2 separate regions of the Mus musculus genome follow, and region 1 is linked to region 2. A link is a loop called in an ENCODE intact Hi-C map of the cell type or tissue named here. Cell type or tissue: heart. All regions are shown on one strand. Links, peaks and the distances in the headings refer to the core of each region. The heading gives the core; the rest is flanking DNA.

Region 1 (8,000 bases), core at 1-8,000, 320 kb after region 2:
GAAAATTTAAACAGTTACTTTCAATATAAATATGGCTAGCAAATAATTTAAAATACTCCAAACTCATCCACTCTCTTTCACTGGTTTTAACTTTGTCTATGACAGAAACGAACTAAAGGGTTTTGTTATGTTTTGTTTTGTTTTTAATTGGCTTTGGGTTCAAACTTCAGAATCACCATTTTCTTTCTTTCTTTCTTTTTAAAATTGTATTTTAGTTCATGTATGTGAGTGTTTCATGTGGGTCTAGTACCCTGTAAGGTCAAAACTGAGCATCTGGTCCTCTGGAACTAGAGTTACCAATGTTGTATGAGTTCTGGGAATTGAACCTGGGTCCTCTGGAAGAGCCAATGCTCTTAACGATTAAATCACCACCCTAGCCCCAGAATCATCAAAATCTTCTAATCCCGTGACCTTGGATGAGTTACTGAGCTTCTCTAAGTGCCAGCTCCTTCCTCTCTGAAATGCCCTCCCCCTGTTAATTTTGCTACAGTTATGGAGAATATTCAGTGCAGCTCCATAAGTGGTAGTTTCTACTTTGCAGTTTCTGTTTGTATAATCTATGGGCTATCTTCTAGCTGCCGAATTAACCTATCAAGAAGCATCCCTGGATTGGTTTTTATCATGCCAATTCACTGCCCTATAGAGGTTTGTAAGAATTCCCCCCTTCAGTTATGGCTTTGTTGGCCCTGCATCTTTCTGGGCTCTGAGTCACTAGCTTTTGTCTGAAGGGCCTCCCATCCTCCTATACCCATCAACTCCCAGAATGGTCCCCAGACCTTCTCTAAGAGAGACCTTATCCTGCAGGACATACTGTCCTAAGATCCCCATCCCCACCTGCAGCCTCGCTCACAGCAGGCCGTCCTTGCTTTTACATTTGCTTGCTCAGGTCATTCAGTCCATTCTTCAGCCATAGTGAATGAGGCCCCCGAAGCAGCACACACAGCACAACAGCCGTGGCTTCCAGCTGGGACACCTGGGAAGTTGAACAAGCTGCCTGGTCTTCTGAAGGTTGATTCATACTCTCTTTCCCTCTCCTTGTTTCTTTCCATTATGCAACATTGTGCAAGATGTGGACGAGTGCCTGCAGCCAAAGGTCTGTACGAATGGTTCCTGCACCAACCTGGAAGGGTCCTACATGTGTTCCTGCCACAGGGGCTACAGCCCCACACCAGACCATAGACACTGTCAAGGTAATGCCATGGTCACACATCCCATTGTGTTTAAACTTCCTTCATGAGCAGAACTGAGTGGTTGGCCTTAAAAATGGATCATGCTACCTGTGTTTGTTTCCGTCCCTCTCCTTGAAGCATATTTGCTCCTTACTGCAGGTAAACTTGTAGTGGATTTAGAAATATCACAGCTCTTGAATGCTGTATGTGAAATGCATAGTTTTCATCTGACTTTTGTCAGTTGTATGTTATATACATTTTACATGCCCTTGTTAACTCTCCAAACATAATACTCCAATGTATTGTCACAGTTTTTCTAACTTCTCATTAAAACTAAAAACATTTTGGCAGATCTCTTATTAAAAAAACAAAAAAACAAAACCTCTATCTAAAATTATTTATCTGTAGGCTTAGAAATATTCAATAAACTGTCCTGAATATTTTTTACTATTACTATTTATTATTAAATAAGACAATATCCATTTCTAGTTCTTAAGTGGTATTTCTTTTAATTTTTAAAAGCTTATTTTTGTGCCAGGTGTTGGGGGCACACACTTTTAATCCTAGGACTCAAGAGGTAGAGGCAGGAGGATCTCTGTGAGTTCATGTCCAGCCTGGCTTACAGAGCTAGTTCCAGAACAGCCAAGGTTACACAAAGAAATCCTGTCTCAAACAGACAAACAAACAAACAAAAAACAAAAGAAAACAAGAAACCCAACTTTGCTCAGGTAACAGACAACTGCCAATCATACTGGAGGGAAAGGGCTATATAGGGATTGCTGGTAAACACTTTCAGATGCATTTTTGTATCTTTTTTTTTTGTATATTTTTTGGCTTTTAGAGCCAAGCAACAGTTGTATGTTGATCACAGAGCGTGGATGGCTTCTCTACAGCTCTCTTAGTCACTTTAGACATTGCAGTTTAGGTCAGCAAGGGCTAGAGACTTTGGCATCTGCTCCTCTTTTCCTACCCTCAGAGGCCTGTGGTTAGGTGGCGAAGAACAATTGTACCATGTTTTTAATCATTATGAATTCTTATGGATTGCTGGCTGTCCAGCTGAACATGCTCAGACTGGGATAATACAGGTGAAGCAAGACAGAATTGTCAATTAGGACAGACCAGCACAGTAGCTGTGTTTGTTACTTTCTGCCTTGCTGGGGAAAATGCGTGGAAAATGCAGCCCAAGAGAGGAAGGGCTTATTGTGAATCAGAGATTGAGAGTACAGTCCAGCAAGAGGGGTAAGTCTTGGCGGTAGGCACTCGAGATGTCTGGTCATGCTGTATCTACAGTCAGCAGGTGGGGGATGGGAGTGGATGAATGCTGGGGATAGACTTGCTGTCTCCTTTTTATACAGTTTGGCAGCTAGGATGGACCTTTCCATTCCAATTGACCTCATCTTGCCAATCCCTCCTACATGTGCTGAGAGATTTGTCACTGAGATGGTTCTAGATCATGTCAAGTTGACAAGCAGTATACATCCTTACAGTAGACAAAGAGAACCACATGGAAAACAAACCCGTTTTTGCTAGAAATGTCCAAGGAATAGATGAAATCGTGCTTTCCTGCCATCCTCTCTCTTCTTCTACATGCACTGATGCTTGGTGGCATTTCTCTGTAATGTTACACTTGTTCTCAGTTGCTCTAACTTTCGTCAGGGCTCTTTGTTCTTCTTCCAGGGTCATTTACTTTGTAGTTGATGTTTGGCCAGTATATAAAGATGGATTTCACTGTGACATTTTCATACACTGTTGGCACACTTCACTCTTCCCTTCTGCCCCCTTTCTCTACTCTCCTTTCTCTGATTCTTTCCAGAATATTGCTCTCCACTGCTTCATGGCGCACACTCTGTCACTCTCTCTGGTTTCTCCTCTACCCCCTTTGAGATCACTGCCATCCTCCCATCTCTACATCTATGCCCTAAATCCACACTCGTGTGTGCATGTCTATGTGTGTATACATAGAAATACATATTTACAGAGAAAGAGAGAGAGAAAGCAAGCTAGATTCATAATATGAAAGAAAACATGCAATATTTGTTTAGGGTTTTTTTTTTTTTTTTGAGGAAAGGTTTCACTGTGTATTCACAGAGATAGCAGTCATGGTCTTCCTCGTCCAACCTCTCCAAATGCTGGAATTGCAGGCCTGTGCCTGGATCACTGGATGCTTTCTATATTAAATCCTCAAGCACCACTTTCTCTCAGTCTCCCGTTATCATCATCTGTCACATACCTACCATGGTTGATGGTTTCAGTGTTACTTTGAGAAAGAGATTAGTCTTAGTTAACACAACTCTTTGACCTTACCGTTGAAGTTATAAAGAAAGTGTATTCTTCTGTTGCCTTCTGTACCTGCCCGAATTCGTATTTGTTTACCCATGATTGCTTTGTTTCTGTCTTTCATACGATAGAGTAGGCCTACAGAATCTAGTAGCTGTTACTGTGTGCTTTGTTTTCTGCCTTCCATTTTCAACTCTAAGCTGTTATGTCGCCTTTATGCTTTATTTGAAGTATTAGAGTAAGATTGTGCAGAGCTGTAACTTGCTTTTGGAATTATTGAACTTACACATTTCAACATACTGGGTGGGTAAAGTTTCTAGTGCTTAGCCAAAGTACTACTGTTTTATGGCAATAAGCCCAGACCACATTGTCAGGATTACCATTTTTCTCCTGTGGGTGAGACTCTTTCAGAAAACTAATTGTCATCATTTATGTTGACAGATATTGATGAATGCCAACAAGGGAATCTCTGCATGAATGGGCAGTGCAGAAATACCGATGGCTCCTTCCGGTGTACCTGTGGACAGGGCTATCAGCTGTCAGCAGCTAAAGACCAATGTGAAGGTAAGTGTGCGTGGCATGGTGAACTATTGAGACCAGGGTGAGTGACCTGGCCTATGTTGTTATAGTGTCAGAAACCTATGTAATTCCACATAAGTCAGACAAGTCAATAAAGCAAAATGAAGTGAGTTAAAGTAGAAAAATAAGGTATTGGTGGCCGATAGCCAAGCATCAGGATTAGGAAGAAAAGTTGTTGCTGTCTATGTAACTCCCTAGTACATAAAGTAGCTTCCATTTAAGAATTTAAATTAATTCTGACCTTTCATTGGGGTTTCACAATTAGGATGTTGTTATACTGGCCTGGCATTGTGCTTTAGCATGTTAATAATTTCAGTGTGTATTTAGCTTCAATATTTTTTGGCTGATTTTGGTACACTGAAATAATGTGCCCCTGTTCTCAGAGATAAAGACCCATCCATTAGCAAACCCGTCCACTGACAGTGTTAGAGAAGCAAGAGTACCTGATGATAAGTCCAGAGGCATCTCTATGACTGCTGTAGCCTTCTGCAGGCATCCCTTGCTAGAACATCAAGGGCCTAACCACTCTAGGAGCGCGCAATGGCAGGACATACACAAGCACATGCATAGACATGGCTAAGTTAAGCAACTTGCTCCAGAATCCCTCTTGCTATTTTTATCTTTATAATCCCAGAACCCATTTACTTATAAATGAGTGGATAGAGGCTACCACATTCAGAGACCTTTGCAAAGCCTCTCGGGTCCCATTCAGTGATGAGTCAGACATGTTCAGAACCACCTCTGAGCCAGATTATCAACATGGAAAAAACTACTTTAGTGGGTGAATGCTCTGATCATCTAATCAAAGATATGACTACCTGGGGGGGGGGGGGGGAATGAGCCAGATTCCTGTGGGAGTGATATGTGTGTTACATCTTATAGAAACACTGGCAAAAACGAGAGAGAGAGAGAGAGAGAGAGAGAGAGAGAGAGAGAGAGAGAAAGAGAGAGAGAGAGAGAGAGAGAGAGAGAGAGAAGAGAGAGAGAATGCTTTCAAATGTTAGAAAAAAATCTTCACAATTAATGTGATCTGAGTGCCAACCTCCAGCAAGAAGTTATCTAAAACGTCATAAAGAATGTGCTAAGCACAACCTCTGCCCTAGGAAGTCTGTTATTTCAGTGTAACAATGAAGGCAAAGCATTTGGATTCATGCAGTATATTCTGTGTCATATAAGTGTAGCTATGATACATGTCAGGTAAGTGTCTGAACGCAGGATCATGTGACTGAAACAAATGATACTCAAGTTGAGGATGTGTGTCTCCAGCAGGAATGAGTAGCAGTGTGGACTAGCAAATGATATGGAGGGGGGGGCGTTATTAGATTTGACCAGAATATCTTTTTTTTTAAGGAGATGGAGAATAGATGAGAATAGACGAATAGACATATTAAGGAATGACGCCTAGTTAGTTGCTCAGAGCCCAATAGGTAGATTAGAAATGCAAGGAAATGATGATGTGTGTGCTTGTACTACTTCAGAACAGAGGCCAACAAATCTTTTCTGTAATAAACCAAATATGAGACTATCCAGAGTGGTATTAAATGCAATGGTATTAGATCTAGCAGGTTAGATTTGGCCTGTGTATTACAACTTGGGGACCTTTGCTTTAGGGTGTTATAAGCCTGTGTGCTTCCCAACCCAGTATTAAAAGTGAATGTATCACAAATTACAGCAAAGTATTTGCTACCTATGTTTAAACAGTGAACCCTACATGTCCAGGCAGTTTACATTTTTGAGCTCTTCAGAATTCCCCCTATTGTAGAATGACCTTTAATTTGAGCTCAGTGCACATCGCTTAATGAAAGGTCTTGCTCAACTGTAAACCAGAAACTACCACCGTACCTATTCTGAGGCAAATGATGGGTTCCTCTGTGCTGTTTTTCTCACAGATATTGATGAATGCGAGCACCATCACCTCTGCTCTCACGGGCAGTGCAGGAACACAGAGGGCTCCTTCCAGTGTGTGTGCAACCAGGGTTACAGAGCATCTGTACTTGGAGACCACTGTGAGGGTGAGCATCACCTCCTGCCTCAGGACCAAAACATGGTACAGTCTGAGGCAATCTTTGTACCTGCTGAGTGGGAGCTCTGCTTTTGCCTTCATGAGGGTTAGCTCCCTGCAAAGTGTGTCTTCCAGTGCCATAGGAATGGGACAGAGAAACGAGGAGAGTACAGTACAGTCTTTGTACCAGTGGTGGATAGTTTAATCTGGGTGCGTGGTGCTGAACAGTAATACCTCATTTGTACAAAACTATCCTCCTAATGGCCCAACCAAGCAAACACAGCTTAATTTCTCATCCCAGCTGAGGGCTTTTAAGAGCTGATTTTTTAAAATAAAGGACTTCTCCAAGGTATCCTACGTATCTAGCATTGAGAGTTGACTGTGGCTTGTATGAGGTGTTCAAGGCAGCTTGGCCAGCTTATACACAGGAGTATTTTCTCCTGACACACTCTTTCTCTCTCGACACCAGTTTATCATTCGAGAACATTCTGTGTATTCGGGGCTCACCTAGGGAACAGTTCCCAGCTCACCCGTCTCTTAGTGCATTAACAACTTGTCAGTAGTGGAACCAGAAACAAGCATCCAAGCTGTGTCTCTCACACGAAGCATCAGTGTATCAGAGGGAGGGGTAGTGATAGTTTTCTTGTTGCCGTAACCAAAATATCAGACAAGAAGAAATCTAAGGGGAGACAGATTTACTCAAACTACCTCGACCATTTTCGAGAATGATCTTCTGTCAGAGCCTTGAGTGGTCCACATCCTTTTCACTCCTAGTTCAGTTAGCTGGGGAAGTACTGTTGTGGATTGTAGTGTGCAGCATTGATTGATTGATTGATTGATTGATTGATTGATTGCTTATTCACTTTACATCCCGCTCACTGCTCTCTCCTGGTCATCCCTCTCACAGTCCCCCCCTTCTTTCTCTCCCTCCCCCTGGCTATTCCCCCACCCCCCCAGCACTTTAAGTCTCTGTGAGACTAGGCGCTTCCTCTCCCACTGAGGCCAGATAAGGCAGCCCAGCTAGTAGAATATATCCCTCCTACAGGCAACAGCTTTTGAGATAGCTGCTGCTCCAGTTGTTCAGGACCCACATGAAGGGCAAGTGTGTGCAGCAGTTTTTATAAGACAACTTGGTACAAGTATTCTCAAAGTGGCTGAGTCCCTTGTCTCTGCTGCGACTAGGAGTATAAAACACCCCAGGCCTTCTGGGGTAGTGCAATTTGATTCTAATTTCAATGGCTTTAAAATGTGTGTTGTCTATGTATCAGTAAGTCAGCTTTTAGGAGTTACCTAAAGTAATATTTGTCAAGGGTTAATAGTGTGGACAAAATGTACATCATCAGTATTTCTAATAAAAAAATAGACAAGTAGTCAAGTCTATTTATGAGCCAGATGATATCTGACAAATTATATTTTATTCAATAAATGGGACACTGATTTGACATGGCCACATCAAAGGAAGAAGTGGCAGTTGTGTTGGAGGGAGCCCTGTGTTGTGGAGAGCCTGCCTTCGAAGGTTCTCTTAGGAAGTCAGTAAGCAGCATGTTCCATAAAAACATATGAGGGACCTAGACTGACCATTATACTCTTCTGACTTGCTTCTTGGCCAAGGCAAGATGTTTATCAGGCCATGCCTGAATTTCTAAAAATCTTTGCATGTATGATTGATTTTTCTGTGTGTACGTCTGTGCACCATGTGTACAGATTGCCTGTGGGGGCAAGAAGAGAGCATCAGTTCCCTTGGGACTGGAGTTACAGACTGTTGTGAGCTGCTGTATTGGTAATGAGAATTGAACCCAGGTCCTCTCAAGGAGCAGCTTGTGTTCTTATCCACTGATCCATCTTTTCAGCCCCAACGGTGCCTGAAATTTTGATAGTATCCATCACATAATATGTTCATCTAACCTGGCTTTTTTAAAACATGTAAGTATGTCATCAGAACGCCCAAGATTTTTATTCTAAAAACACTCATT
Region 2 (16,533 bases), core at 5,195-13,194:
TCAACTCAGTAGAAAAAGTTTAGCATCTCCTGGTTTTTGTGGAAGAGGCAAGTTAACTCTTGTGGAACATGCTTTGAAGAGGATCCATGGGTATCAGTGTTGGTAAGGAAACAGCTGTCTGGTTGCCACCCAGGGGTGGTGATGGGGTGGGATGGAAGTATATTCTGTGGGTCTCCCTCTTGTTGACTGGAGTGATATGACAGAGCATCCTTCCTGCATGCTACACCATGTGCCTTAGCGTAACCAATTCTCTCAAAGTCTGCTGATGAACAGAATAGACCAGGAGTCTCTGGGACACTTAGTTCTGATCAAGATGAGACCAACAGGGACAGTGACACTCCAGTGCCTCGAATCTAATGTGCCCGTCCCCATCATCACAATCTTGTAGGCAAAAGTTTTTCCAATCTACTTTAATAAGGGTTCAACCTGTCCTCTAGCCTACTACCCACCAGAGGTAGTAGAAAAGAAGAGTTATTAGGGCATGGGAGAAGTAGACCTATCTAGAAATAGCTCTTTGGGAGCAAGTCCAATCTTTATTGTCAGGATATCAGGAATTCAGTCCAGTAGCAAACACCAAATACGAATCAGCAGCTGCAGTGTATTCCTCTCCGCAGACACCACACAAACCAGCAGCTGTAGTCCAGTTCACTTGGTAGTTACCACAAATGAACCAGCAAGGGCAGTTCAATCCAGAAGAAACCACGAGGCTCACCAACCAGCTCAAGGCCATAGAACAACCTCACAAGAAGTTCTTTGGTGAGTTTTTCTCTCTCTGGTGTCACCCCAAGTGGAGCTCAGTAACTCAATGGAAGGCGAACCCAATATATGAGTGTTGTTAACGAAGATCAGTGAGGCAGAGCAAAGCAAACCAATGTTTGAGCTTCCACTGTCTACAGATCATATTTATATTTCTTCATCACGTGCCCTCGTATGTATTTTCCATAGCAAAACATCCTTTCACCTGTGTCTGCTTCAGGAAACCATTCTTTCACGTGTCTGTTTTAGCAAATCATCTTTTCACCTGTGTGCCCCTGCAAACCTTTATAACTTACCTTTCAAAGAAACCAGAAGTTTCCACTTCACACTATTCTCACAGGAAAGACTGGAAAATACTAGAGAGTGCAGTTTTTTTCTTATGCTGACTCCCTGACAGCCCTGCTTTATGCTTTTCTGAAACCACCTTAACGACATCGGCTGTATCTGGTGGCAGTAAAACGAGCTGGTCCCTGAACCTTACTGTTGCTTTTTGTTCTTTTCCATTACATCTTGTTATTATAGGTTGACTCCTGGAGGGAAGCCGTATGCCTCTTGTGCTCAGGCTCTTGAAGGCTACCTCACAGTCCCTCCTTTGTTCACCCACCTCCTGAACCTGATGTTGTGGGCTATGCTCTCCTGTAGGCATGGTGAAGGTGCTACTGAACTACAGAGGGCAACATGGTTAATCGTGATTGGAGGTTTGGCAAAGGCTCAGAAGCAGAAGTGGGTAGGTTGGGGCACTGGTGACGGCTGGACTGGGCTGGGGCCTTGGAGAGGAAGAATGGCTGGCTAGAGGAAGAGGAGAAGGAGCTTAGGCGGGTTCTGTGTGGAATGCTGTGGATGAGATGAGAGCAGGTGGAAATACAGCCAGGAGGAAAACATGGGGTAGAGGGAGAAGCCAGAACTTAATTTTCCGGCAGTGATTTTTTCCATCAGCTAAGGCTATAGAGGCCGGGGGTTGGGGGTTGGGTGGGGTGGGGCAGGGCAGTACAAAAGGTGAAGCAAAAGGAACAGGGCATGAAGTCTTGATGGCTGTTTTCATTGAAGGCTGAGCAGATGAAGAGGAAACCACAGAGATGAGGAGCTCCATCCACATACTCACTCACTCTCTCACTCACTCACTCACTCACTCACTCACTCTCTCACTCACTCAGTCACTCACTCACTCACTCACTCACTCACTCTCTCAATAATGGAAACAGGAAGTGGACTGCTCTCTTCTCCAGAATGCTCACCGAGAGATGCCCTCAGGAAAGCCCAGTGCTAGATAGAGCCTCAAAGAGCCTAGGAGTTAGGAAGAGCAGAGCCGGCTAGTGTTGGATGCAGAGAGACAGAGGAGGAGGAGGAGGCATGGAGAAAAAAAGAGGAGGGGCCCTAGGGTCAAAGTGCAGAGGGGCAAAGGAAGGGTTTGGTTCAGCATTCTGCATTCTTCCAGACAGCACAGTGAGCACCAGCCTCATCAGGGCTTCCCTCTGTTGCCATAGCAACCTCTGGTCATCCTTCTGTTGCACCATCTTGAAACTTTGAGGAAGTAACTTTATATCAAGTTACCTACCAATTAGGCTAGTGATTTTCCTGTTTCTCAAAGCACTCTAGATAGATTTTCTCTTCCAGGAATTCATTTTTCAAATTCTTCATCATTGGAATCCTGGAGCACCACCCTCCTCCCTCTCTCTCTCTCTCTCTCTCTCTCACACACACACACACACACACACACACACACACACACAAAGAGAGAGAGAGAAAGAGAGTGAGGATTTAAAATGAAACTATCATGTAATGTGGTAAAAGACTGCCCATTATGAAAAAAAAAGTCTCGAGAATGGAGTATAAGTAGAAAATTCAAGTCGATCATTTTCCCCCTTTTTTTCCCTCTCAGTCTTACTGAGAGACACATTACAGTTAAGTATACTTGTTATCGTGCATTTACGGTTTTGCATACTTTTTTTATTGGAATGTTTGTGTCAAAAGCAATAATCCTAGCATTTCAAAGACAGTTGTTGATAGGAGTTAGTAGCCATTCCATCTTCTGTCTCCAAATGCAAGTAATTTTGAAATATTGTTCAAGCATCTTACAAACTCCATTGTTAATGTAGAGCCAATTGTGAGTGAGATCAAATCGTATTCACTTTTGACTCATACTGTTTAACCACCAGGTATAATGTTTGAGTAAATTCTCCAAGTATGGGCTGACAGGACAGTCTTCTCTGTGGAAGGAAGCAATTCTGACCTTAGCTTATCTCTTTTTTCTCTCTCTGCATTTAATTCTTAGTTTTATTATGTCAGTATGTGAAAATGCAATAGTTATACCAGGAAGCAGACAGACAGGAAGTTGGCTTCTTTTTTTTTTTCCTTTTGGAAAAACTCACTTGCTTTATGTATTTTTCCATTGTGTTGCTAAATTTAGCACACTTCTTTGTAAGTGTGTTTCTTACATAATAAATATAGCTAGGTTTTAAAGCAATAACTCTTTTTTATTTTATTATTTATTTATTTATTTAATTTCCATCCCACTCATTGTCCCCCTCCCACAATCCTTCTCCTCTACCCCTCTCCTTTCTCCTCTGAGCAGGTGGGAGGCTTCTTGGGTATCCTGACCTCTACCCTGGCACATCAGATCTCTGCAAGGGTTGGTGCATCCTCTCCTACTGAGGCCAGACAGGCACTACAGCTAGAAGAACATATCCCATGGACAGTCAATAGCTTTTGGGGTAGCTCCCAAAGACCAAGATGCACATCTGTTACATATGTCTGGGGAGACTCTTTGGTTGGTGGTTCATTCTCTGAGAGTCCCAATGGTCCAAGTTAGTTGACACTGTTGGTCTTCTTGTGGAGTTTCTATGCCCTTCTGGGCTTCAATCCTTCTCCCTATTCTTCCATAAGAGTCCACAATCTCCATCCACTGTTTGGCTGTGGGTGTCTGCATCACTCTGAGTTGGCTGCTGGGTAGAGCTTCACAGGAGATGGCCATATTAGACTCCTGTCTGCAAGCACAACAGAGTATCACTAATACTGTCAGGGATTGGTTTGCCCATGGAACGGGTCTCAAGTTGGGCCAGTTATTGGTTGGCCATTCCCTCAATCTGTGCTCCATATATGGTGTTTGCATTTCTTGTAGAGAGGATAAATTTTGGGTTAAAAGTTTTGTGGGTGGGTTGATGTGTCTATTGCTCTACTGGGTATTCCTGCCTGGCTACAGGAGATGGCCTCTTCAGGCACCATATCCCCAATGCTGTGAGTCACAGCTAAAACTTTTATTAGCAAATATGACTTGTTTTTACTTTTGTGGCCACTGATAAGCCATATTGTATTTGGTTTTGCCTCTTTGTTATACTCCTAATTGTCCTGTCATTTCCACCTCTAACTTTTTTATATTAATTCTTTCTGTGTATGAGTTTTTTGCTGCATGTGTGTCTGTGCACCATGTGTGTTCCTGGTGTCCAATGAAGCCAGAGTAGGGCATCAGATTCCCTGGAACTGGAGATGTTTTTGGGTTGCCATGTGGGTACTGGGAATTGAACCAGGGTCCTCTAGGAGAATAGTCAGTACTCTTAACTTATGAGCCATCTCTTCAATTCTTCCTCTAATATATTTAATTATAAAAGTTATTCCCCACCTACTAAAACTTAGTGCATTTTTTCCAGTTACAACCTGTTTTATTTTTACTAAAAATACTCTGTGTAATATATTCAAGAGGGTATAGAATGCATGTGTGTGTACACATATATTTATAACAACAGTTTAAGAAACAGAAATGGGAGCAGGATATGGTGTCTCATGCTTATGATCCCAGCATTCCAGAAGCTGAGACAGGAGGATGCCACAAGTTCAAAGTCACTCTCGTCAACATTGTGATTTCCAAGCCAATCTCTGGTATAGTGTGAGATTTTGTGTCACAAACAAACAAACAAACATACATACATACATACATACTGAGGAACCCTAAGGGGTTTTCCAGTCCCATATCCTCCCTACAGCTTTCCCCTCCTACCTGGGGTCAAGGCTAGGCCAAGTTCCATTTTCCACCCACAGGAACATTCTTGGGTAAAAAAAAAAAATTGTCATAATGAACTGACTGATAGTCACCTGACCCTCTGGAAAGTCCCGGGCCGAGTTCAAATGTATACCATGCTTGCTAGCTAACCAATAGATTTAAAGGTCGATATGTTTAGCAAAAAAGTTTGAACTGTAACCTTGCTGATGTAACCTGTGCCTCTAAAAAGTATAAAAAGTGCTTGTCATAGCCATTCAGGGGTTGATTTCTAGTCACTCGCCTTGAGGAGAAGGGAAGGTTGACCCTGATGCGCCTGCAGATAAACCTCTTGCTTTTGCATCCCAGTGTCTCACTCAGGGGCATCTCGAAGTACCCCTGACCAAGGGTTGGGGTCTTACAATACAAGAAGAAAGAAAGCATATTATAGCCTCTGCTTTGGAAGCCCAGACCTTCTACCTCTGATTTTTATGACTACACAGATTAGAGACCATCATTAACATGGATGTTTATTTTGATTTATTAATGCAATTACCATTTTCCTTGATTACATAATTACCTTCTTAGAACGGCTATCTCCCTTCTGAATGCCTTTCTTTGCTTTTAATCTGTGTGTGTGTGCACGCGTGCTGTCTCCCTTGCAGGTATGTGAGAGTGTGCCGGCCCATGGAGGCCAGAAGTCAACATTATGTCTCTTCCTCTAGTTTTAGCATCTTAGCTTTAGAGACAGTGTGTCTCATTAAACCTGGTACTCCCTGACTCATCTACACTGGCTGGCCAGCGAGCTCAGGGGATCCCTCTGTCTCTGACCCAGTGTTCCCTACTCAGTGGCTTGGGTTACTGATGTGGACACCCCTGCCCTGCCTTTCTGTGGGTGTTTCTATCCTGACTCAGGTCTTCATGCTTATGGGACAGGCACACTTCTCAGTGGCTGTCTCCCCAACCCCCACTGTCCTGACTTCTGAAGATCTTCAGGTCCCCATGAGGGCTGCTAGGCAAGGTGCTTTACTGCTGAATGGCATCCTCAGCCTCCTAACGATCCCTTCTGGCCTGCTTTGGTTTGCCTCTTGAATTCCTGATTCCCTGCTTTTTTAAGTTCTGGGATTACAGATGTGCACCACACCTGGTCGCCTCTCAGGGTGTTTTGGAGGTGAATTATCTTGGCTTTTGTTCAGTTGCATACAATCCATTCCAACCTCATTCTTGAGGGGTAAGTGCTGTTCTTACATAATTATTTACCCCTCACCTATTTCCTCCAGCATCCTGAAGACACTTTTAGTCTTTCTACTTCTACTATTGTTGGCAAAAAGCCAGAAATTGAGCAGATAACCTCCTCTCTCTCTCTCCCTCTCTCTCTCTCTCTCAATTTTTAAGCTATTGTATTTGTTTTTAGTATTTTGCCCTGTCCCTGGAATCTGAGTGTGGAGGTGAATATATTTTGAAAATTTCTAGGATCCATAAAAACTTATGAGGGCTCAGTGGGTAAGGATGTTTGCCTCAAGGCTAATGGCCTGAGTTTGATCCCCAGACCCATATGGTGGATGGGATAACTAACACTCATGGGGGAAAGCCTCCACATGTGTGTTATGGCATGACCATGTATACACTCACATACATGCACACATAATTTCAATACCTAAAGCTTCCCATGGTTGATTCTGGCATTGATACTTCACTCTGTGAGTATCATGTGTGTGTGTGTGTGTGTGTGTTTATCACAAGCTCACTTTTTTTTTCTGGTGAGAATTGTATGGTGCTTGGGTTTAAGAGCCCGTCTATTTTCATTAATGCCTAATTATTATGTTTTGGCTTAAAACACTTTCAGAATACGTGTGTGGAATGAACTTGGCGTATTACCTCTGCTGCTGCTGGTGGTGGTGGTGGGGAGAGGTTAGAGACTTTTTCCCTTCCAACTGAAATTAAGGTTGAGACACAACCTTTTCTTTGCTGGCTTTCTTTGCCTAGCAAATATTTTCTACTTTCCTCTTTTACTGGGCATGTGGGCCTTTGGGAACTCATTCCAGAGCTTTGTGCTGACTGCACTGCCCTGTTGCAAAGCTCCCCTGTGCCCCTTCCTCAGGTGCTCTTAAAACTGGAAGGTCTCATTTATGGAATAGCAACAAGTGCCCTGGGGGTCTCCTGCCTGCTTGGGTGAGCGTCAGCAGCTCTCTTGGCTTCCACTCCTTTTTGACCTCCGAGGATTAAGATAACTTGATTTCCTGGCTAATCCACTGTTCATTCTGTTTAATGTTTTAAAGGAGCTTTTTAGGGGAAGGTTGCCAGGATACAGCGTCACACTGCTGGAGATAACGCAGGAAGAATCTCTTCTTATCAAAAGATGTGCAATCAGGAATATGGGAATGGGAAGGTTTGTGTGATACTCCTACAGATTTAAGATGTGATGTTTGCTTATGGCTGACTTTCGAATTGTGTCTGGAGATGTTTCAAACCCAATCCTGCCACTTACTACGGGTGAGGATGATGGTAGTCAAACCTTCTTGGCCAAGGGCAAAAGACAGGTATTTGCAAGGTATATGCAAATATTTTTTACCAATGTGTTAGGAAAGAACTTCCATAATGGGCGTGTCCATGTTTCAGTAAAACTTTATTTACAATATGACAGAATGGGATGAATTTCTAGTATTGGACTGGATGTGGCTTTTGTGCTTTATGCCATATTACCTGTGGCACTTGTAGGAAGTTGTGCACATTAAGCAGGCCAATTGGTGATACGATAGTGCTTGCTACCGTGAGGCTGTGGGGAATGAGGAAGATGGCTTTGAACTAGTTTTCTGACTTTTTAACATAAGGGTGCCTGCACTTCAGAACGTTCAAATGTGTCCAATGTTGTCTCCTCTGCCATTACTGATGGGTCATAATGCAGACGTGAGGTACTACAGTAACAGGCATCCCCCACCTTATGTTTCTGTCCTCTGTTAGGGAGAGTATCTGCGGTTTAGATTTGCAGCCTCTCCATGGAGAGAAGAACTCAACAGACTCCAATCTTTGGCATCTTTGATTACAAAACCCCTAGAGAAAGATCCAGTTTTTTTTTTTCCCCAGGAATAACTTTCTCTCACTGGAAGAATTGAGGCAGTAAATCTGCAAACCAAAAAACACTCATGATCACGAAGAAATCATTCAGTGCGCTGAACCAGAAAGTGATAAACTCAAACTGCAGCCCCTCCAGACCTCTTAAGATACCTAAGGCTGAACTTATCCGTTTCTAACCACTTCCAGCTGAGAGCCCTTCCCAGGACAGCACTGAGTAACCTCCAAAATGTTCCCTTTAAAACTGGGGGAATTCAAGAGTTTAAGTCCTACCATCCTAGATGCTCGGGACCCAGGTTCTCTTCCAGGCTTAGCAAAGGAACCAGAAACGGAGCCCAGGTTGTTTGATGGCAAAGCGCGTGTACTTTCCTGTGCTATATCTACAGTCCATAGCTGCTTGCACGCATGTCCCCGTAGAGTTTTCTAGCAATTAGCTGTAATTCTTCCCTGGGACTTCCAAAGACACTTTTCTGAAATTTTAGGAAAAAAAAAAAAAAAGCCTTGGATCTTGTCCAAGCAAAAATGTCTCAAAAAAGTCTTTTCTTCATTTACAGTTTAGAAACAAAGTTCTCAAAAAATGGCTATTGAGTTGCAGGTACACATCTCTACTCCTATAGCTCAGGAAGTAAGGATTGTGGTGGGGGTGAGGTACGAGTTCAAGGCTGGTCTGGACTATTTAGGGAGATCATGTCTCAAAAAAAAAAAAAAAAAAAAAAAAAGAGCAAAACAAAAAACCAAACTCAACCGACTAGCTTATGAGTTCATTTGCCATGGTCAAAAACAAACAAACAAACAAACAAACAAACAAACAAGGGCCGAATGAAGCATTGAATAAATGAAAGAGTCAATCAATGAATTAACCACTCTCTTGGTTTTGAGAATGAATAGCTGTCTGTTTTCTAATTGCTGGACTACCTACCTGCTGGCCATTGTGTACGCAAAAGGCCAGAGCCATTGCTTATTTAAAAACACCCAGGGTCCCCCCATGAATTGTTTACTGTGTTACAGTGGAATTACTACACACTAGGCCTCTGCCCTCTACACAGGACTCCAGAGATGAAGCCTGGAAGTCCCTGTGGGTGCAGGCACGCAGCTTCACTTGGGGCTTCGGCCAGTTCCTCCTCAGTCGTACAGAGAGAGGAGAGAGCACCAGGGAATCAGAGGATGACAACCAGAGGATGTCAGCATTGTTTCTAGGAGGACTGAAGTGCAGCGGGGTGCGGGCGGCGGGCGGGAAAGGGTTAAGTGTGGAGTCGTAGGCAGCTGGCACGTGTAACCCGATCCTGCTCAGCAGCAGCTTTTTAAACCGGAGTTTTAAAACCAGGAAACCTGGAGGACTCCAGACACTGGGCTGGTTTTACTGGTCTCAGCTCTCTGTTTAGAAAGCCAGGCTTTTCCTCCGGAGCTGGTGTGTCTTTGGGGGGTATGAGTTACTTTCTGTGCACGCCTCAGTTCCCGCGCGTTCTTGTGGCTTTTTACTAGTTTCATTCGCAGAGACCGTCCTGGTCTCCGCTAATAGGGCAAAGCAAGAAAGTAGCAAAAAGGATGTTATAAAATCGGTAAGTGTTTGAATGAGGGAGTTAAGAGTATTCAAAGTATAAGAGTGTTCAAAGCCAAACTCAACCAGATTCTTTCTACAGAACTTCTCAAACCTCGTTTCAAGTTCAGAGTTAGGGAATTTTCTCCACCCTACAGAGAGCCACCGCTTGGCTTACGGGGAAACCATCTTTGATGAACGATGTGGGCTTGGTAGGGCCCTGAGTGCAGGCAGTGAATGACAGACCTATCAGTGTCCTAGCCAGACCTCAGCTGTTGATACCTGTGCTTTTTCATCCTCCATGGGAAACGAAAATGTAAAAATAAAGTTGTCATCGGCAGGAAGTGTTCTTAAAGTGCCCATGACATGTCCAGTGCCAGCTGAGAGAAAAGAAAGAGAAGATTAGCAGCTCAAAGGGCCTAAGCTGTCTCCTGAAAGCAGGAGGCAGGCTGGAGGGAGGAGGTAAAGGCATCGCAGAGAACGATGGGAGGGGAAGTTTGGAGGCAGGAGCCTGGGCCTCATATTTCTACTAACTACTGGAGTACCGGGGTTTTATTTTTCTTTCAAAGAGAAGGACAAATTGATGGGAAAATGTAGCTGCGACAGATGAGGGAGTAGGCCAAAATTAGCCTGAAAAAGCCTGCAGGTCTTCTAAATGCAGCAGCATTGGTGGATTAGTGGTGGCTACCTTCAGTCCGTTTTTGTTTTTGTTTTTTTCCTGACTGCTTTCACCCTCTAGATATCACCTTCACCAGTCTGATAAAAGACGAAGAATACGTTTTGAAAAAAAATTTTCCAGTGTTCAGTGTGTGTTTGTGTTCATGTGTGTGCAGAGATGCATATACACATGTGTACATTGCCGGAGGACAACCCTCAGGTCCTGTTCATCTTTTCCTCACCTTTCTTTCTTTTTTTCTCTTTGTTTTTTTTTGGGGGGGGGGGTGGGGGTGGGGGACTTGCTCTCTTAGTGGCTTGGAGATTGCTATTTCAGCTAGGCTTGCTGGCCAGCTAGCAACAGGCATCTGCATCTGCATCGGCGTGGCTCCCTCCATCCACCTTCCCAGCATCCAGATTCCAGATGTGTGCTACTGCTGGCTGCCCATTGTTCCCTCTCCCACAACTCTGGTCTTCTGTCCCACCCTCCAGTGCTAAATTTAAGTGGCATCACACTCTACGGCTATTGTGTGAAGTTATACAGGCAATTCAGATTACTAATGACTTGAAGTTTCAGTAAAGAAGCCATTGCATCAGTTTAATAGCCTGGGGAGCAGAGAGGTAGAAGTGAGGCAGGAATTTCCCTTTAAAACTTGGTTGTTACTTATAAGTGGCTGTATTTGATTATAGAGAATATTATTGCCCACCTGGCGCTCAACCAATCTTGCAGCTGTCTGAGCATCTTTGAATTTTAATTTAATCAGAGAAATTAGGAAAATCCTGTGCACTCTATGAAAGGACACAGAAGTGTCCTTTAAAAGAGAGATTCCAAAATGGAATAAAAACAAATTGGAGGACTTCTTGTGATCAAAAGACAAGTGTTTTATGGATTTCTTTGTTGAATTGCATCTCACAGTTTGGAGTATATCCAAACTGATTTCTCCCCTTGATACAGAAACAACCACTTTAAAAATTATTTACTTATTTGTGTGTGTGTGTACGCACAAGTTGTGTGTGTCCATATGGGTACAGAGATGCCAACATGTCACTGCAAGTGTGTGTGGGTCAGAGGACAACTTGTGGGAGTCAGTTCTCTCTTTTCACCATTTTGAGGGTGGAACTCAAGTCCTTGGGCTGGGTGGCAAGTGCCATTACCTCTGGCCATCTTAGTGGCCTGAAATTTTCTTTTCACCTCATGGGCACAATGAAGTTTGGTGGATGGTATTAATGAAAGGTGTAGGTAAAATAGCATGGGATATTATTTAATTATATAGCCTCCTATATCATGCTCAAGAGTTTCAAGTAAGAAGAAATGATAAGAAACATGCTACAACATATAGACTTGGGTAGCAACTTCCTAAAGAGGGCATCATCCATCCAGCAATTAAGACGAATAATTGAAAAATAGGACCTCAGTGAATCTACAAAAAAGTTCTTCACAGCAAGTAAGTTGTTAACTGAATCAAGAGAAGGTGTATAGAATAAGAGAAACTCTTCATCAGTTTTATAGCCTAAAGGGGATTAATATCTAGAATACACAAAGAACTGAAAAAACAAAGCATCAAGAAACAAAGAAGCCAAAAAAATGAGCTGTAGATCTAACCAGAGGTAATGCAAATTGCTGAACAACATTTAAAAAAATGTTCAACACTAGCTATCAGCGAAATTCTATTTAAAACCACATTGAGAGTCTATGCCACTCAGTCAGAAGAGCTGTCATCAAGACATCAAACTAAGCAAAACAAAACAAAAAACAAAACCAAAGAGCAAAAACCAAATGAACAAAAACTCTAACTCAGCAATAATAACTGCTGTCAAGGATGAAGAGAAAGAAGAATCTTTATTCACTGTTGTTGGGAATGAAAACTGGAGTGGTTACTATGGAAACTAGCACAGAGTTTCCTCCAAAGACTGGAAATAGAACTAATATGAACCATTTGTACCACTTGTGAGCATCTACCCCAAAGACTCTCCATCATACTATAGAGACACATGCTTGTTATACATGTTCATTGCTCCCCTATTCCCAGTAGCTAGGCAATGGACTCAGCCATCACTGATGAGTGGAGAAGTAGGACATATATACAATGTAACTGTGTAAAGAGAAACAATGAAACGTGAAGGCAACTGGACAGATAGAAAAACAATCTTCTTGAGTGAGATAACCCAGATCCCGAAAGACAAATGCCTCATGTTCCCCACTGGTGGATTCTAGATGCAAACATCTGGTTTGGTATGTCTAACCTAAAGTACCCTCAGAAGTGAGGAAACTAGAGAGAAGCCATGGGGTGGTGGTGTCCCTTAAAGGAGACAGGGATGGTAGAACATAGGTAATATGGAAATAAAGAAGTGAAATACTGGGGGTGGAAAGGGTTAAGTAGGGAGATAGGGGAGAAGAGATGTGGTGAGAGTTAACAAAAAGATGTATGAACAAATTATATAGAAATACTATGTTGTAATTCAATTTTAAAACTATAATTTAAAAAAATTTAATAGTTTATAAAGCAATACCTTGCAAGAGTGGACAAGATTGAGTATAGAAGTTATGGATTATTAAATAAAATTTCCAGTGCCAAGTGTGGGATACCTGTTTTTAAAGCAGGAAGGCCCTAGATTTTCTCTAAAACAATACAGGATCTTACTATTTTTCTTGGTTACCCATATGAACTAGATGACAAGATCCTATTGCTGAAAATACCACACTTGTTGATTATAAGATATAGAGAAACCGAGCTCAAACTGAAACGGAAGCTGTGTAGCCTCCATGGTGTCAGAATGTGCGTGTGGATTTCGGGGGAGAACAGACACTGACAGCCATCCCTGGCTGTAAACTTACAACGTTTACAAAGTACCAACATGCCAGACAAGATGTGTCCACCCGTGTGATAGTGGCATGACTGTTAAAGAAGTAGCCAACCACTTTGTGATTGGACTTGAGGCCCTCTCCACAAGAAGGAATACATTTCAATACATTTCTGATACAATAAATTCTGATTGAAAAACCAAACAACAATAACAACAACAAAATTCCCCCCAAACAAACAAACAAACCCAAAATAAAACAACCCAACCAACTACTCAACCAACAAGAACATTACTTAGTGACTGAGAAAGTACTAGGCTGTAAGGAAGAGCTTAATAATGTCATTTAGTTAAGTTAACCCAGCATCAAGCTACTTGTAATTAATTATATTTATTCCCAGAGACAAATGATAGTCTTAGCATTAGCCAGAGAAGACTCTCTTTGAAGTAAAAAGCTACCATGTCCTGAGTGGCTTGGGTATGGAAACCTGACTATGTTGGAGAGGGAATGAAGAGAAGTCAGACATGAGCATAGAAAAGCTGAAGTAAGATAGACTATGTGTACTCTGACAGAGTGGCACCAATTATGTGGCAACTGAAAACCACAGCAAGTTTTATATACAGCACAGTTGGAAAGGTTAGGCAGTCTCCATAGACTGTTCCAGTCTGTAAACATTCAGGAGGAAGCTACAGTTTGTACTTTTTGCACACAGTTAGTCAATCATTCCTAGATAGTTTTATGTAGACCCCATAAGACTTTGGCAATCTCCCATGGTCTGAGGCGCTATTTATTGGTCTTTGACATGGCTGTGCCCATGTCAAACAGTTCGCATCTGTGTAGGACTTCAACTACACTTAACACATCTACTCAAGGGTTCCACAGCTCCTGAGGAAAAGCAGTGATGCAGAGACACACAAACACTCAAGTTGCTAAGACAAGGTGACGATAGAGTGCTCATCGCTAAAGACTTTTATAGTCCCCCTTCTAAGGTTTCAAGAACATTTCAGAAGTTGGGTGGAAGGAACATAGAAGTCCACAGATAGAAGTGTTGTGGAATGGTATCTGGCCATGATACGGTCATTCAGATGAAGAACTCAAAGGCACATGTGCTCACCTCTAGCGAGTGAGTCTGCATGAGCATGGCCCTGCCCTTAGACACCCACGCATGGAGAGAGACTCAGGAGGCTCTTCTCTGCCTTCCACTGAAGTGGTGGCCACTGGTAGATTCTAGGAGTCACTGCAGGCTGCTAATCACTAGCAAACCTACTGGGCTCCAATGGGGAGTTTCAAACCTTCAGTTATACAGATGGCCCTGGGTAAACCCATTGGGTTGTGAGAGAAGACAAAACCGCATGACTATAGAGAAGGGACTTGTGGGGAGGAGATGGGGCCATAGGGATGGGAGAGTGGGGGTGGGGAGAGTAATAACAAGGCTTAGTAGACATGTCTGAAAATTTCAAAAAACAAATTTAATTAGAAACACTTGTTTTAAAAGCTAGAAGTTCTGAACGCAAGTACTTGAAATCTCAGTGAAAGCTGAGTTAACAGATTACATTTAGAACTTTCCACGGTGTGCCAACTGCCTTTTGTTATATGTAAGGCAACTTAGACAGGGCTGGATTAATCAAATCAGAGAAGAAAACTGGTATATTCTAAACTTCACATGTTTCCTTTTTATTGATTTGTCTTCTCTAAACTGGAGTAAAGGCAGGCTCATGATCCACCCCCCCAGCCCCCCCAGGATCTTCCTCTCCTCATAGAGCTTGTTGCCCATTCTTTTTTTTTCTTTTTCTTTCTTTTTTTTTTTTTTTCTTTTTTGGTTTTTCGAGACAGGGTTTCTCTGTATAGCCCTGGCTGTCCTTCTAGTCTCTCCCCCTCCCCCTCCCCCTCTCCCTCTCCCCCTCCCCTACCCCTCCCATCTCTTTCTAAAGCTAGACACATGCACCTTTACTTGTTTGCCTGTCATATTAGCCATATACTCTTTGTATAGAAGTTTCAGTATTGTCAAGGCCAGATGCTCATGGCCAACACAACCATGCACCTTTACTTGTTTGCCTGCCATATTAGCCATATGCTCTTTGTATAGAAGTTTCAGGATTGTCAAGGCCAGATGCTCATGGCCAACACAAAGGTACTTACTGGTTCAGGGGAAGCACTGATTTTCAGATCAGTATTGTATTTATTTAAGTTCTGAACTTAACATGGAAGTTGGTTTTGAATTTTTTTAAAGGCTCAACAAAGGCAATTTTCAGACCTTGCCAGATAGTCAGAGAATGTTCATTGAAGAACAACTAAAGATACTTTAAGGGGAGGGAAATGCTGGGGACCCCATAGCTTTTCTTGCTGCCCACAGTGGAGGGACCTTAGGTTTCTGTGAGGGCGATTTGTCTTTATCTTGCTCACACAGCTCATCAGACAGATTCTAACATCTTCTGTTATTGGCTGTTCCTCACTGAGACAGAGTCAGGGCTGGGGGAGGAAGTTACACACTTTAAACCTATCTTACCTCTCCTTTTTATTATTTTCTGAGGCTGCCTCTCAGTGCTGCTCAGGCTGGTATTGAACTCCGAATTCTCCTGCCTCACCCCACCCCTTCTTCCCAGTTCTTGAATTACATGTGTGTGTCTCAAGGCATGGCTTCACTACTGATTTCTCAAGGACTAGTTGATCTGAGAGAGGGACCTATGAGATTGAACTAGGGACCTATTTGAAGTCTGTCTGTAGTTGAAGAGCCCCCTCTCTGCCTTGTTTCCTCAGCTATGCAGGATGTGGGATTCATTGTCTCTTCTACTTCGTATGAGGTGCAAGGCCACACTGTAAGAGTGTGGGTTTAATTCCAGCCCAAACCAGAGTGAGTTGATGTTCAGGTCAGAACTGGCTGGTGTTCAGAAAAGGCTGCCAGAATCAGAGCTAGCAGCCTGAAAAGTCATGCCCATGGGGTGGTTGGTGGTCCCTCCCTCCCTCCCTCCCTCCCTCCCTCCCTCCCTCCCTCCCTCCCTCCCTCCCTCCCTCCCTCCCTTCCCTCCTTCCTTCCCTCCTTCTTTCCCTCCTTCTTTCCTTCCTTCCTTCTTTCCTCTTTTCTTTTGTTATTTTCCTAAGTGCTCACAGGCATGCCTCTCCACTCTCAGGTTAGGTTCTCCTTCTGTCCTAACCATGTTTCTTCTCTCCCTTCCTCTCCACACGTCTGTCTGTCCCATCTTCACACACTGATCCTTTCTTTCTCCTCCCATGGTTTGGTTGTGTTCTTCGCTCACCACAGCTCCCTTTGTTCGTCCTTGTACTACGAATCTTTCCCTGACAAAGCCATTTCTCTTTCTCTCCTGTATGAGTCAGCTCTAGTTTGCTGTGAGAAGGAAATACCATGTGTGGGTCATAAGCTTTAGAAGTGAAAAGCCTTGTTTCGTTTATGGGTTTGGAAGTCCCAGGCCCTGGTTTCTCTTGCTCTCTGCTGAGATAGCGCGTCATGGCAGGGGCCTGGGGCAGAATGGTTTTCTCACCTTGTGACTCGAGAAGTCAAAAGAGCAACAGGAAGAGATCATGGTCCCACAATCCCTCTTGAAGGCTGGAGGACTTCCCACAAACCTGCTTTTGCTAAAGGTTCCATCACCTCCCACTAATACTACTCTGGGGACCACGGCTTTAAGACACTGATGAAAACCTTAGCATCTTGCTCTCCCCTCCACCTTCCTCTCGTTGTCTCTCTCTCCCTCGTCACACTATGTTCAGACTTATGACTTTTTA

The links. Hi-C counts contacts between places; a loop is a spot of excess contacts. Peaks named below come from ENCODE experiments on the same cell type or tissue, not always from the same donor. Only the 100,000 strongest peaks of a DNase experiment are listed, where the experiment ranks them.
Region 1: a loop joins it to region 2, with 3 times the contacts of the local background. A loop is called at or near these places in 1 of 42 quality-filtered maps.

What each region holds. Positions count from the first base shown.
Region 1 is chr17:75,309,089-75,317,088 of GRCm38, forward strand. Ltbp1 (latent transforming growth factor beta binding protein 1) reads left to right here. Exons shown (of 34, transcript NM_019919.4): 20 at 1,068-1,190; 21 at 3,888-4,010; 22 at 5,915-6,037. Among named protein-coding and RNA genes, the nearest start is that of Rasgrp3, 120 kb to the right of the region's middle. In heart, for the core only: no CTCF peak of the experiment used is centred there; no DNase peak of the experiment used is centred there.
Region 2 is chr17:74,985,036-75,001,568 of GRCm38, forward strand. No RefSeq gene overlaps it. Among named protein-coding and RNA genes, the nearest start is that of Ltbp1, 12 kb to the right of the region's middle. In heart, for the core only: no CTCF peak of the experiment used is centred there; a DNase peak (open chromatin) is centred at 9,056; H3K4me3 peaks cover 1,687 bases; H3K27ac peaks cover 2,498 bases.